Linked DNA regions of Homo sapiens: region 2 is linked to region 1. The links are chromatin loops, found by intact Hi-C in ENCODE. Cell type or tissue: PC-9. All regions are shown on one strand. Each heading gives the region's core, and the rest is flanking DNA. Links, peaks and the distances in the headings are about the cores only.

Region 1 (8,080 bases), core at 1,214-6,213:
TCCCTGGGTCCTCACATGGTCATGCCTCTGTGTGTCTGTGTCCTTATCTCCTCTTCTTCTAAGGACACCAGTCCTATGGGATTAGGGTCCACCCCAGTGAACCCATTTGACCTTAATTTCCTCTTGAATGGCTCTAGCTCCAAATACAGCCACATTCTGTGGCCTCCCCCCGGGGCTTGCAGACAGCTATTTTTACCTTCCCGCAGGGCTCTCCCTGTGGGTGTCTGTGTCCAATGTCCCCCATGTTTAAGGACACCAGTCATACTGGACTAGGGCTCACCCTAACAACTTCATCTTAACTTGATGACCTCTGTAAAGACCCTATCTCCCTATAAGGTCACCTTCTGAGGTCTTAGGGGTTAGGACTTCATCCTTTGGATTTATGGAGACACAATTCAGCCCCTAACATCTTGGAAATTCTAACCCACTTAACCCATTCTCTTCCCTGGAAGTTCAATATTGTTTTGATGTTTATGTGTAACATTGCTTTAAAAACTCTGTCTCTTGATCACAACAAGAAACACCAATGGTCTGCGTGGCTGTGGTTTCCCCGGCTCCCTTGTGTGGCTGTGGGTCCCCAGCTCCCTTGCTCCGAGATGTCTCTGTTTTGCTTTATGCAGTTTCCTTCAAGCCCAGCATTTCGTCCTAGGGGCCTCCCATGGACTGAATGTTGGCGAGGCCCCAAAATTCCCATGCTGGAGCCTCAAACCCCGGTATGGCTGTACGTGAAGTAAGGCAGCCATTAAGGTTACACGAGGCCATAAGGGTGGGCCCTGATCCCACGAGATTAGTGCTCTCATAACAAGGGACACCAGAGAGCTCGCTCATTCTCTCCTCCGATGCTGGCACCAAGAAAGGCCACTGAGGAGGGCAGGGCAAGAAGGTGGCCTTCTGTGAGCCTGGAAGAGGGGCCTCGCGAGAGCCCAGCCATGCTGGCACCCACCCCTCAGGCCTCCAACCTCCAGAGCCTGAGGAATAAGTGTCTGTGGTTCAAGCCACCCAGTCTGCGGTATTTTGTGAGGCAGCGGGAGAAAGCTATGGAGGGCTGTTATTTTGTTCGTATCATCTTTCGTGATGTGAAAGCTCTCTGTACTTTTAAAGTAGTAACCTTGACATTTTTCTAAACCATTCTTTACCATCTGCCTCTTTAATATTTGTTAGCAAGAGCTCCCCAACCCCCACTGCCCAATATAGTTCAAATATCTTCACTTTCCTCTACTTCTTTCTCACTCCCCACTTCCAAATTCCTGGTATGTTGATAGATTTTTGAATCATGCATCACCTCTTTCCACAAACTTTGTGATTCTGCATTCAGTTTACAAGCTTGGTTTTCTGTTGTTCTGTTTTAACTATTTCTACTTTAGTAACCCTACTGATTTCTTTTGTTTAACTCATCTTTGAACACCAATAACTCTGTACGATCTGTCTTGCTTAACCCACTCAGAACATGCACTTCACGCAGCCAGATCACAGCAACTACTGGGGTTTCACCTGGCATAATCCAAGCCTGAGGGGCCACTGTAGCTCTCCCCACTGCGGTCCTAACAGATGGAAGGGGACCTGGTCTCCCTCGTGCGATCTGAACTTGTAGTGTAGGCACCCTGTTAATATCCATGGAGTGATGGTAAACAGAGTCCAAATGCAACAAGAAATCTGCAAGTAACTGTCCTGGAGCCCAGGGAACAGGGCCAATGCCCACACTGCCAGGGGGACGGCTATACTGTACGGCTGAGTGGCTCCTCACCCTGTCCCCATGCCCCTGGGAACCCATCAGAGCATTTCTGTGGATGCCTGTCTTTGTCTCTCTTGACCAGGATATTCAGCCTCGCCTCAGTGGCATTTGAACAGGATAACTGTGTGGGGCTGTCCTGTGCAGGGCTGGGGGCCTCTCTGTGGGGCCATCGTGTGCATGGCGGTGGGCCTGCCTGCATCCCTGGCCTCTGCCCGTTTAGATGCCTGTGGCAGCCCCTCCTGCAACCAAATCAGCTTCAGACACTGCCAGTGGCCCCTGGAGCCAAAGACAGGGATTCAAAGGCAGGCCAAGGCTTGTCACCTGTCTCTGCCCCACACACAGCAGGCGCTTCAACGGCCTCAGCTCGCATTCCAGAAAGATCTGCCCACTGTGAGGCACAGGGCCTTTCTCCCACCTCACCAATGGCAGAAACGCACCTTTAGTGACCTGCGGCCCACCTGGGGATATTACCTGGGCATCGTGCCTCATAAAACCACACCCTAGGCTGGGCGCAGTGGCTCATGCCTGTGATCCCAGCACTTTGGGAGGTCGAGGCAGGTGGATCATGAGGTCAAGAGACTGAGACCATCCTGGCCAACATGGTGAAACCCTGTCTCTACTAAAAATACAAAAAATAGCTGGGCGTGATGGCATGTGCCTGTAGTCCCAGCTACTCGGGAGGCTGAGGCAGGAGAATCGCTTGAACCTGGGAGGTGGAGGTTGCAGGGAGCCAAGATCGCACCACTGCACAACAACCTGGGCGACAGCGCGAGACTGTCTCAAAAAACAAACAAATAAACAACAACAACAACAAAACAATGAAAAAACCCACACCCTACACTGTGGGGCCCTACGGCCGGCCGTGGTGCAGGCAACCTCCCCTTGACACCACTCCTGTTGCTGCGGGGCCTCCCGACCTGGGGCTGGTTCTGCGCTTTCCCTTTTCTGGGGCTTTGCCGGGCGCTTCCTGGGGCCCTCCTGGGACCTCCCTGGGGCTCTCCCGGGACCTTCCTGGGGCCTTCCTGGGGCTCTCTCGGGACCTTCCTGGGGCTTTCTCGGGATCTTCCTCGGGCTCTGCCAGGGTCTTCCTGGGGCCCTCCCGGGACCTCCCTGGGGCTCTCCCGGGGTCTTCCTGGGGGCTCTCCCGGAACCTTCTTGGGGCTCTCCCTGGAGCTTCCTGGGGCTCTCCCGAGTCCTTCCTGGGACCTTTCTGGGGCTCTCCCGTGGCCCTCCCGGGGCTCCCCCGTGGCCCTCCCGGGGCTCCCCTGCGCCCGTGTGTCCTTAGTGGGAGGGCGCTTTCAGCCTCCTCCTCCCACACACCTGTCCCGCCAGCGCAATCCAGGGGCCAGGGCGGCTGCTGAGGCCCCGGCCCGAGGAGGGGCGGTCACCCCGCAGTCGGACGCCGCCGCGCCCCACGCCGCAGGGCAGCGCGCCCCAAAGCTTCCCGCGCGGGGACTGAGTGGCGCCCTGGGCTAGTCCCCGCCCCTTCGCCCCCGCCGCGCCGCACCAGCGCCCCCTGGCGGCCATCCGCGCGCCGCGCGCTCCGACTCCCGCCCACCCTAGAGAGAGCGCGGAGCCCTGCCGGCGACTGACTTCAAGGCACAAGGCAGTGGGAATTTCGTCGCTGAGAAATGCAGCGTGTACGTCGGTTGTCTTTCCTTAAGCTGTATACACACTAGACGGAGCTTTCGGCAATGTATTCACTGAGGTTACAAGAGACAGGGACTTGGGGCTTGTTTTCTAGATTGCTGAAAATGAAGCTTTGAGAGCAGGGATGACACGTAAGTGGCTGAAACGTAAAAAACTGGAAGGTCAAATTACAAATGTAATAGAAATAGCCACCGGGTCCACTCAGTCCCCAGCCGCCTTGCAATCTGCTTTTTTAACTAGCTGCTCTCATCCGATTATAACAACCATCCGCCCCTTCAGTGGTTCCAGGGACTGCAGAGTCACATAAGAGAGCATCGCATAGAGCAAGTAACACATTGAGGGGGCACTCACTAAAGACAGCACCCACATAAAGAGAGCACCTACATACATAGAGCACTCACATAAAGAGGGCGCTCACATAAAGAGAGCACTCACTAGAGCATCTACACAGAGAGCACTCCCATAGAGAGAGCACCCACATACAGCACTCAGTAAAGAGAGCACCCACATACAGAGAGCACCCACATAGAGGGAGCACCCACAGAGAGAGCACTCACATAGAGCACTCACTAAAGAGAGTGCCCACATAGAGAGCACTCCCACAGAGCACCCATATAGAGCATCTGCATAGAGAGAGCACCCACACAGAGGGAGCACCCCCATAGAGACAGCACTCACATAGAGCACCCCCCTAGAGAAAGCACCCCCATAGAGAGAGCACCCTTATAGAGAGAGCACCCTTATAGAGAGAGCACCCCATAGAGAGAGCACCCCTAGAGAGCACCACCATAGAGAAAGCCCCCACACAGAGGGAGCACCCCCATAGAGACAGCACCCCTTAGAGAGAGCACCCCTTAGCGAAAGCACCCACACAGAGGCAGCATCCACACAGAGGGAGCACTCACATAGAGCACCCCCTAAAGAAAGCACCCACATAGAGAGCATCCCTATAGAGAGCACCACCATAGAAAGCCCCCACACAGAGGGAGCACCCCCATAGAGACAGCACCCCTTAGAGAGAGCACCCCTTAGCGAAACCACCCACAGAGGGAGCACGCACACAGAGGGAGCACTCACATAGAGCACCCCCCTAAAGAAAGCACCCCCATAGAGAGCATCCCTATAGAGAGAGCACCACCATAGAGAAAGCCCCCACACAGAGGGAGCACCCCTATAGAGAGAGCATCCCTTAGAGAGAGCACCCATAGAGACAGCACCCACACAGAGGGAGCACCCTATAGACACAGCACTCACACAGAGCACCCACTAGAGAAAATACCCCCATAGAGAGAGCACCCCATAGAGCCCCCACACAGAGGGAGCACCCCCACAGAGAGAGCACCCACACAGAGGGAGCATCCCATAGACAGAGCACTCACATAGCGCACCCCCATAGAGCACCCACACAGAGGGAGCACCCCCATAGAGACAGCACTCACATAGAGCACCTCCATAGAGAGAGCACCCCCATAGACCACTCACATAGAGCACCTAGAGAGAGCACTCACATAGAGAGAGCACTCACACAGAGAGAGCACCCACATAGAAAGAGCACTCACATAGAGCACCCATAGAGAGAGCACTCACAGAGAGAGCACCCACATAGAGAGCACCCACATAGAGAGAGCACCCACAAAAAGAGCACCTACATAGAGAGCACCCACATAGAGAGAGCACCCATATAGAGAGAGCACCCACATAGAGAGAGCACCCAAATAGAGCATCTACATAGAGAGCACTCACATACAGAGAGCACCTACATAGCACTCACATAGAGAGAGCACCTACATAGAGAGAGCACCCACATAGAGAGAGCATCCACAAAGAGAGAGCACCCACATAGAGAGAGCATCTACATAGAGAGAGCACTCACATAGAGAGAGCACCTACATAGAGCACTCACATAGAGAGCACACACAGAGAGCACCCACAGAGTACCCACATAGAGAGAGCACCCATATAGAGCACCTACATAGAGAGAGCACCCACATAGAGAGAGCACTCACAGAGAACACCTACATAGAGCACTCACATAGAGAGAGCACCTACATAAACAGAGCACTCACATAGAGCACTCGCATAGAGCACCTACATAGAGAGAGCACCCACATAGAGAGAACACCCACATAGAGAGAGCACTCAGAGCACCCGCATAGAGAGCACTCCCATAGAGCACCTACATAGAGAGCACTCACATAGAGCACCTAGAGAGAGCACCCACATAGAGCACTCACACAGAGAGAGCACTCAGAGAGAGCACCTACATAGAGCACTCACATAGAGAGAGCACCTACATAGAGAGAGCACCTAGAGAGCACTCACATAGAGCACCTACATAGAGAGAGCACCCACATAGAGCACCCACATAGAGCACCTACATAGAGAAAGCACTCACAGAGAGCACCCACATAGAGAGATCACTCACATAGAGTACCCCAGAGAGCACCTACATAGAGAACACTCACATAGAGAGTGCACCCACATAGAGAGAGCACCCACATAGAGAGAGCACCTACATAGAGAGCACTCACATAGAGAGAGCACCCACATAGAGAGAGCACCCACATAGAGAGAGCACTCACATAGAGCACTCACATAGAGAGAGCACACACATAGAGCACCCACATAGAGAGAGCACCCACATAGAGAGAGCACTCACATAGAGCACCCACATAAAGAGCACCCACAAAAAGAGCACCTACATAGAGAGAGCACCCACATAGAGAGAGCACCCATATAGAGAGAGCACCCACATAGAGAGAGCACCCAAATAGAGCATCTACATAGAGAGCACTCACATACAGAGAGCACCTACATAGCACTCACATAGAGCACCTACATAGAGCACCCACATAGAGAGAGCATCCACATAGAGAGAGCACCCACATAGAGAGAGCATCTACATAGAGAGAGCACGCACATAGAGAGAGCACCTACATAGAGCACTCACATAGAGAGCACACATAGAGAGCACCCACATAGGGTACCCACATAGAGAGAGCACCCATATAGAGCACCTACATAGAGAGAGCACCCACATAGAGAGAGCACTCACATAGAGAACACCTACATAGAGCACTCACATAGATAGAGCACCTACATAAATAGAGCACTCACATAGAGCACTCGCATAGAGCACCTACATACAGAGAGCACCCACATAGAGAGAACACCCACATAGAGAGAGCACTCAGAGCACCCACATAGAGAGCACTCCCATAGAGCACCTACATAGAGAGCACTCACATAGAGCACCTAGAGAGAGCACCCACATAGAGCACTCACATAGAGAGCACCCACATAGAGAGAGCACTCAGAGAGAGCACCTACATAGAGCACTCACATAGAGAGAGCACCTAGAGAGAGCACCTAGAGAGCACTCACATAGAGCACCTAGAGAGAGCACCCACATAGAGCACCCACATAGAGCACCTACATAGAGAAAGCACTCACAGAGAGCACCCACATAGAGAGATCACCCACAGAGTACCCCATAGAGAGAGCACCTACATAGAGAACACTCACATAGAGAGTGCACCCACATAGAGAGTGCACCCACATAGAGAGAGCACCCACATAGAGAGAGCACCTACATAGAGAGCACTCACATAGAGAGAGCACCCACATAGAGAGAGCACCTACATAGAGCACTCATAGAGAGAGCACCCACATAGAGAGAGCACCCACATAGCACCACTGTCAGGGCTGAGTGGTGCAGTTGCAGAGGGAAAGGGCTGCCAGGTATGTCCCACCCTGCTCACTGCCTGCCCCATGCCAGGACCTCTGGCCAGGTGGCCTTACTTGCCTTCAGGTGTCTGGCTGCGAACCCGTCTGTCTGACCTGGTGGAGAATGGGGCCTTCCATTAATCCCCAGATGCTCCTGCCTACTGTCAAAACCTAGGAAGAGAGAGAAGATACTTACCAACAATAATTTGAAGCCAGCAAGGCAAGAAGCTTTGCCCTTGGGGACCAGGTAAAAATTATAACAGATGCTGCAGCCTCTGCCAAAATGAATTTGTAAATGCGTCACTTTGGTAGCAGGCGCAGTAATGAAGAAAAATACACTTTTTTTCATTCGTGGGGGTAAACAGCTGGAAAATAATATTAGTAAGGGGGAAAAACAAAAGAGAAGGCTGGGGAATTCTTCCTGCACAAAAACAACAGGGCCAAAACTCTCGGTGCCTGTGGGAGGAGATGACGACGCTCATTCTTGCCTCGTCCTGCCACCGGGCACCACACTTTGCCCTTTGTAGGCAATGACAGACCTGGGAGGTGGAGAGAGCAGGAGAGCCACGGAGTCTGGAGCCAGCCACCAAAACTGCTGAGAAGCGAAGGAGGGACTCTGGAAGGCAAGGCATGAGTGTCCTTCACACAGCCTGCAGATCTCCTTTCACCACCTCCGTCCTGGAGGCTTCCTCCGCGTCGTCCTGGGGTTCTCCTGCCTTGGAAACCCAGCTGCTCCCCATGCAGCGTAGCCGGCCCCGCCCCCCTCCCGCAGGAAGCTCAGAGAGGGTGCAGAGACCTCGCAAGTGCAGGCTCGGCCATCATCGGAGCTCCACCAGTAGGGTCAAGGAGTACGCGGCTGGAGCAGGTTTCCAGCCCGGAAGGCATTTCCCTGAAATGTTTGAAGACGCCGCTGCACAGGCTTCTGACCTGCAGTGTCGCTGTGCGGAAGCTCAAGGCCACTTCAGGGCCGGA
Region 2 (8,080 bases), core at 1,805-6,804, 110 kb before region 1:
TCAGCCCCTTTTACAGGTGAGGGCCTGAGGCCCAAGAAGTTCTTTCTTACCTAAGTAAGTGGCAGAGCCAGAACTCCAACTAAGGCAGTTTCTCTGTTAAAAATAAATAGTTTATAATCTCCAGAAGAGCGGCCTGTCATGGCAAGAGGTAGGTGTCAGTTTGGCTCAGAAGGGAGAGGTCCTGTGTTGATCTTCCTGTCCCACTTCTCGCATTTTCCAGCCTTCCTGTCTTTGCTAGGGCAGCTCCCTCCTGCTAGAAGGTTCTTCTCGATCATCTCTTTTCCCATTAAAATCTCATCATCTTTCAAGACCAGCTCAAGTGCTGCCTCCTCCAAGAAGTCCTCCTGATCACTCCTGGCAGAAGTCGCCTCCTCTATCTCTCAGAGCGTATTCCATCACAACGTTCCCACCTGGAGAGTGGAATTCTGTACATATGGATGGAGAAGCACTTGTTATGCTGGGAGATGAGACGCTTCACGAGCTACCTGCCTGCTAGATTGCATGTTGTCTCCTGACCTCAAGAGCTTGTTTTATGTGCAGAACACTAGACGTCTGATGATGCGAACACCGCTGGAACCCTCATTCTGTTAGACGGCAGGCCCGAAGAGCACACGCCAAAGTTGGTGGCCTAATCCTCTTGGCATCTGTTATAGTAAATGCATTTTCATGGGAACACAGCCAGGCCCATTTGCCCAGGTATCACCCACGGCTGCTTCTGCACTACAACAGCAGAGTTGCACAGCCACAAACCCTAAAATATTCACTGTCTGGCCCTTTCCTCATATTTACCCGCCCCTGCCCCAAACCCTCCACCACGCGGACCTGATTCCATGCTTCTGGCTCCCCAGGAGCGAAGCCGTAGATGGTGTCTCTTTCACTCCTTATAAAGATACAATTATACAGGGTAGGGGCCCCTCCCTGTGACCTCACTTAGCTCCCAGCTGACCCAATCAGCTCGCCTCCTCCACTGAGGGAACCCTGCCATTCTCGGAGGAGGGAGTGTCGTCTGACCAATACGCTGAGGAATGCCAGCTGTCCACAGGCTGCCATCTGATCCCTCACTCACAGAGGAATCCTTTGTGGAGGTCAGAGTCATTGATCATCATAAAAACAGTCACATTCTTGTGATCTTGGCAGTGCCTCACGAAACACAACCTACACCACATCACTCTTGAATGTTGTCTCATAGAAACTTGTGGACGGATTTTATTCTGTATTAAAAATGATAAAATGGAAGGTGTGGCATGTTACATAACTCTGCATCAGCTGCAGACCATCACTTTCTTTCTTTTTTTTTGAGACGGAGTCTCGCTGTGTTGCCCAGGCTGGAGTGCAGTGGCACAGTCTTAGCTCACTGCAACCTCTGCCTCCTGGGTTCAAGTGATTCTCCTGCCTCAGCCTCCCGAGTAGCTAGGATTACAGGCATGTGCCACCATGCCCAGCTAATTTTCATATTTTTAGTAGAGACAGGGTTTTGCCATGTTGGCCAGGCTGGTCTCGAACTGCTGACCTCAGGTGATCCACCCACCTTGGCCTCCCAAAGTGCTGGGATTACAGGCGTGAGCCACCTCGCCCGGCCCAGACCATCACTTTCATGTGTGGTTGCCAAAAAGCCTCAGTCGAAAAGAACATGTAGATTTACCTAAAGGCCCAGGAAAGGGGCCTGTTGAGGTGAATGATGATGGGCCTCCCAAGGGATGGTCCACCGTGCAGCCGTTACAAATCATGCTGGGGAAGGGAATTATGTATGAATCTTAGGTGGAAAAGGTTAGAAAAGATCCTATCTACCAGGAAAAGAAAGAAAACGTGGACTTAATAAGGTCATTATGCCGAGCAGGGGCTTTGGGAATGTGCTTGATCCCTTCACGGCTCTAGAACAGCTATTCCGCCCCAGACTCCCATCACAAAAACCGCATTCGGGGTCTGTTGCCCGCAGCACCCACAGTTATCCCGCCCCAGACTCCCATCACAAAAACCGCATTTGGCATCTGTTGCCTGCAGCACCCCATGGATCACCACACACGGCTGTTTCTTACATTGGCTCAAGTTTCAGGGATGAGTGTGGGCATGAGTGCCACGGGGAACGAGGTGTGCTCGAGCCTCCTGAGCACTACCTGAAGGAGACAGACCGACCAGTCCTCCCAGGTTTCCGTCTCGGCAGCGGCCGTCCATCCGGCTGGCCCGTCCATGCCCATGCCCATGCCCATGCCCATGTACTGGCGATTCCAAAGCTTCATTTTACGTGAAAATCACAGGGGAAAAGTGCAGCTTCCCTGGCCCCTGTTACCAGGGACTCTGATTCTGAGGGACCAGACTGGGAGTAGGTTCCTTCCTTAACAAGTCCTCCGGGATTCAGACGCTGGTGGCCCAGAGGCCACCCAAGAGACACTGCCGGGAGCCGGGCGGGTTCCCCCACATGGCAGGCCAGAGGTCTCACTCTGCACACATCTCTCCTTTCTGCTGTTAGAGTCATTCTTTTGTGGAAACAGCGGCCTGGGCTGGTCCCCATCACTGAGACAGAATCCATAGGCTCAGATGAGGCCTAAACAATGATACACCAGTCTCATCCACTCCACAGCACCGAATTTTCTGAGATTTAACGAGAGCCGACTCACTGGGAATATCTCCGGAGCAAGGAATTAAACGCCTGACCAGAGCCTCAAAGTGGAGGACAGAGGCCTCCACCCCTGGCTGCCCACTGCAGCTGCTTCGGCCAAGTCATGCGACATTTCTGTCTTGACCAGTGGAAACCCATGCAGTTGTTCCCTGTGGTCGAGGGAACAATGGCCCCAGAGACATCCACGTCTGGATCCCTGGAATGCGAGCCTGTGTCAGGTTCCATGGCAGAGGATGATGGTTGCTCATCGGTGGCCTTGAGACGAGAGATTCTCCTGGATCATCCAGTGGGTGAATGTCATCCCAGGTGCTTCTGGTGAGGAGGAAGGGAGAGGAGTCGGAGGAAGGGCTGCGCTGCCAGATACAGTCAGAGAGATGCTGCTGCAGCTGCAAGACAGAAGGGCCCAAGCCCAGTGAGGTGGCCATCCTCCAACCTGGAAAAGGCAAGAAAACGGGGGCTCCCCTGGAGTCCCCAGAAGGATGCAGTGTGCTGACACCTGGCCGTAGCCCAGTGAGACCCGTAGTGGACCTTTGAACCACAGAACTCTCGGATAATAAATTTGTGTTGTCTTAAGCCATTAAGTTTGTGGTAATTTACCATAATAGCAGCAAAAGAAAACTCCCACAGCCCTTGCCCACTTGAGGACCTGCTGCAAAGCTGGGAAGAGGAAGGAGGCAGGAGGCTTCGCTCCGTCCGTCCTTTCTGTTTTAGGGCCTGCACATTTTGTTGTTCCTTCTTGATTTCTATCCTTAATGATCACAGTGATTTGGGGTAATATGAGCATCAAAGTGCTTTTTTGCTGAAGACCTGTTTGCTTGTTGCCAGTTTTATAGTGACCCAATAGAATAAGACCAGTAAATTTATTGATGGCAGAAATTAGCCATGTCCTTAAACGCTTTCACAGGGCAGACAGAGACGTCTTAGTCTTCGTGGTGGAGTTGAGACCGAGGCAGTATCTTCAAAGGTGTATTAAGGTGCCTTTGTTGTCGGCTTTCAACGCCTCCTTTGAAGGACTCGCTCACTTCCCCGGCAGGTGAGTAAGCAGCTCACAGGGACCCCGTGAGCAAAGCCTGCAAGGGGCAGAGCCAGGCTGCAAACCCAGGCCCTGCACACGGCTCTCACGCTTCTGTCACACCACACCCAGAGCATCAGTGCCTCTAATCAACCAACATTTCAGTTCCTACGGTTCAAAATGGGCCTTACAGGACTTCAAAGCATCGATAATTCAGACATTTGCTTGGTAAATCCTCTATCATGGAATATGATGAAGGCAACTTCAGATCAACAAACTGGTGTCTGAATTATCACACATTCTGAAATCAGAGACGTCCAGTGAAAAGAGATTTGTCTAGTAAAAGTAATTCCAGATGTGTAACCCAAAGGACTCGTCTAGGAAGTTCCAGTGGGAAGGACTTTGCTGCTCTCCAGCACGAGTTATTTTCTCCCAGGACTTTTTCAGCCTGCCAGCCGTACACTTCCCAGACATTTCACCAAATGAAGAGAGAAAGGAAAACAAACAAACGAAAAGCTTTCTTTAAGTAGCTTTGAACTTTGCACTAGACAGATCCAAATTCATTGGCTTCTGCACTAAAGCTGTCTCCAAGACATCCCTGTTAGGTTCGTAACTAAATCGCCCACTAATATTTATGCTCTGTCTTAAACAAAGGAAATAGGAGCTGTTGTCAAGGACACGGTGGGGCAGGCAAGGCGAGCCGGTTTCTGGTGCAGACACAGCCCAGAGACAAGCTTCAAAAGGACAGCTCTGCCTGGGCCCTCAGAGACGCGCAGCTGCGTCAGCGTGGACTCTGGGTGGTGCCGGATTGTGGATAATTTGAGGGAATGCACAGCACATTAAGGAGGCTGGGAATGCCGAGGGTCTGGTGGGCCAGGGTCTCTGAGCCCGACGTCCTCTCAGCCACCGTTCAGCCTGACCCAGGACAGGCCTCCACCCTCCCATGCGCTCGACTTCTCACTCAGCAGAGACACGCAGCTTCAGCCAGTGCAGCAGCACCACGCAGCTTCAGCCAGTGGGCAGCACGTGGGCAGCAGGACCACGTGCCCACCAGATGCCTAGTGTGGTACGTCTTGGTCATAAATTAGATCCTTAAACAAAAATGTAAGTATACAAAACCACGGCCTCACCCCAAAACGCCCAGAAGGCAAACACACTCTCAGCCGAATGGCCTTCTGACCGAGAGCCCTTTTGCGGCTGTTACCCCATTTGATGTTTAGAACAATCCCAAGAGGCAGCTGTGGCATGGGCATCAGTCAGGGCTCCACTGGAGGGCACTGAACCACAAGGAACCAGGGCCAGGGCCTCAACCATCCAGCAAGGTGGCCTTGGGGGAACACACGAGGATGACAGCCGGGAGACTTCAGTCCAAGTCTCTGCTCTGTCCCTTCATCCCCAGACCTGGCTTTTCTTATCTGTAAAATACATGGAGGGCCTGCGGTGGTGTAGACACAGCATGAGAACACTGCTTCTCAAGTTTTATTGCATGTTTTTTAAAAGGCAATATCCCAGACCCTATGTCCAGCGTTTTGTTTTGTTTTGTTTTGCTTTTTGACAGAGTCTCACTCTGTCGCCCAGGCTGGAGTGCAGTGGCCTGATCTCGGCTCACTGCAAGCTCCACCTCCCAGGTTCACACCATTCTCCTGCCTCAGCCTCCCGAGTAGTTGGGACTACAGGCGCCCGCCACCAAGCCCGGCTATTTTTTTTGGATTTTTTAGTGGAGACGGGGTTTCACCGTGTTAGCCAGGATGGTCTCGATCTCCTGACCTCGTGATCCACCCGCCTCGGCCTCCCCAAGTGCTGGGATTACAGGCGTGAGCCACCGCGCCCAGCCATCCAAGGGTTTTGATGACTATTTCTGAGATGAAACCTAGAAATCCATATTTTAGCAAGCTTCTAGGCACTTCTGACACAGGTGGTTCAGACTACTGTCAAAACCTGGAAACTTTGGAGAGCAAAAGTGAGGTGATTAATGATTAAACTGGGGCAACAGCATAGCCTGAGGCTGACGTGGGCAAGTTTCAATGGAAGGTCACGCGAGGGCCGGCCATGCTTTCGGAAGACGTTCCTCTGTGTCATTGGAGGAGCAGCGTTGGCTGATCTGGTCAGGGATTGCACTCATGCCTGTCATAAACATCAGAAGAGGGTTTACTGTCAGCTGTGGATTAAAACTCAAAGGCCAGAGATCAGGCTACTGTTCTTCTTCCCCATGAGTGCAAATGCTTTTCCCCTGCATCAGTTGGCTCCAATAGGCTGATTCTTTTAAGGGTCAAAGTCCCACACTCTCCTTTTTATTATTACCCTGTTTCCTAAACGAATAAGAAGCAACAGCACATTTGAGTCACCTTTTATCATCCTAAGATGCCGCTCTTTAGTTTCTCTTTGGGGCACAGCCAACCGTGTCCAATATCCATTCTGCCTGTCCTCCTCAGTAAGGAAAAACCGAGTTTGAGCTCTCTCTGTGGCCATCTGGAATCAAGATTCTGTTTCCCAGCTCCTCATGCAGTGAATTGTGGCCACGTCGAAGTTCAGGACATGGGATGGAAGTAGACTTGGCCTGGGCACCTTCTTGGAAGTGCTCCAAAAGAGAAGGGCATAATCTTTCTTGCCCTCCTTCCTCCCTGTTGGCTAGAATAGGAATGTAAGAGCTGGCACCCTGGCAGCTCTCCTGGGCTATGAGCAACCTTGGGAATGGAATCCAAGCACAGTGGAACAGAGGGCTAAGGAGGAACCCAGTTCCCTGCCCCAGGGGCACGTTTCAGCCAAGGATGTAATGTTTCCAGGCCTCCTAGCTGTGACAGAGAAGTCTTATATCCTTTACACAATGCTGTTAGTTGGAATTATCCTTTGCTTGCTGTCATAACTAATTCTGACAGACACACCTTGCCTGTTCCCTCTTCTGTCAGCCAAGGCTGGGGAACAGAACAGAAAATCACGATGCCGCTGCGGGAGCAAGAGATACCAGGGTGGTCACGGGAAGAGATCCACCGGGGCAGGTTCCCAGAATTCCTTTTCTCCACCATAATTCCACGCATCAGCCATTGTATGAGGCATCTGTCATATAAGCTCAGTCACTGGAGATGAAGGCACTTCACAAATTCAACGCCTTTTGCAAATGTACCCACTGTCTCTCTCAACAGCTGTGCTAGGTGGCCCGGCAGGGACAGTAAATGCACTGGGCGCTGAGATGAAGCTCCCTGTTCACCATTGGCGGGCACGTGCTCGGTGTTTCACTGTGCGTGGAGAATGCCAGGCTGCCATGTAAGCATCTGAAGGAGGCAAAGCGACTCTACCCTATCACCTCCGGGTCCAGCATCACTGAGGATCCCCCCAAGTGTGGCTCCTGTGGTGACACCCAGACTCACCACCTCAAACGACCCCACCTCTGAAACCATCAGCTCTAACTTCACCTCCGTGCTTCTAGGCCCACCGAGGCCCCTAGCACCCCCTCAGCCCACTCTAGCTTCACTTCCTCTCCAGCCTTTCCCAGAGTCCCCGGCCCAGCACCGAGGGCTCTCCTGCACCCTGCCCTGTGCACATCTCCATGCCACACAGGTCTGTTCCGGCACCTGCCCGCCTGCCACCGCCTTACCCTGGTGTTCCCAGAACTCCTAGAGAAAGCTTCAGTCACAAGGGTGCCACTGCCATCCCTGCTCCAGCCCAGGGCTCACGGCGCCCAGCAGTGCTGCTGCCATCCTCAGAGAGCTGTTCTGCCCTCCTGCCCCAGGCTGCCAGGCCTCTGCCCACTTCAGCTGGAGCAACAGGGCTTCCCCTGGTGCACAGAGCTAACGAGAAAGCCAGAGTGAATCCCACATTCAGCCTTCCTACGCCTCTCTCTGTCCCTATGTCTACCTCTGTCTCTCTGTCTCTATCTCTCTCTGTCCCTCTCTGTCTCTGTCCCTCTCTCTTTCTCTCTTGCTTGCTCTGTCTCTCTGTCTCTGTGTCTGTTTCTGTCTCTGCCTGTCTCTCTGTCTCTCTGTCTCTGTCTCTCACACACCCCTCCACTCCACCCTATCTGTGCCCCTCGCCCCTCAGTGGCCCGGGCCCCCCTCTTCTTCTGCTTGTAGCCACCCCCTCCTACCAGCTGGGTCCTGCCCCATTTCCTCCAGGCCCTTGGTCCATTGATTCTCTTTTAACTCTAGCCTATCCCTTTCAATTTATTATTTTTAATAAGCAGAGAAAGATTCCCAAGACTTTAATCTTAAAAAGAAAAGAAAAGAAAAAATTCTAACCTAGAAACACATCCCCCTAAATGTGGCCCTGTGACTCCCTCCCAGCTCAGGCAGCCAATCCTCCAGAAACTCCCCTCAAGGGCTGGCTTCCTCCCGTCTCTGATTTCCTGTCCCTGCAAATCTTCCCCCCAAGGGAGCCAGGGTGCTGCTGGGCACCTCTCTAATGTGCCTTCTCGGTGGCATGAGACACAGCCAGGCACCCTCCCTGAGGGCGGTCTC

What was found. Peaks named below come from ENCODE experiments on the same cell type or tissue, not always from the same donor. Only the 100,000 strongest peaks of a DNase experiment are listed, where the experiment ranks them.
Region 2: it touches region 1 in a loop (17-fold over the local background); 8 of 110 quality-filtered maps call a loop at or near these places.

The regions. Positions count from the first base shown.
Region 1 is chr7:155,341,806-155,349,885 of GRCh38, forward strand. No RefSeq gene overlaps it. Among named protein-coding and RNA genes, the nearest start is that of BLACE, 22 kb to the right of the region's middle. RefSeq lists a silencer at 2,941-3,330 and an enhancer at 7,316-8,080. In PC-9, for the core only: a CTCF peak has its summit at 3,306; a DNase peak (open chromatin) is centred at 3,356; H3K4me3 peaks cover 711 bases; H3K27me3 peaks cover 659 bases.
Region 2 is chr7:155,229,390-155,237,469 of GRCh38, forward strand. No RefSeq gene overlaps it. Among named protein-coding and RNA genes, the nearest start is that of INSIG1, 64 kb to the right of the region's middle. RefSeq lists an enhancer at 1-167. In PC-9, for the core only: a CTCF peak has its summit at 4,852 (motif pointing right); no DNase peak of the experiment used is centred there; H3K27ac peaks cover 16 bases.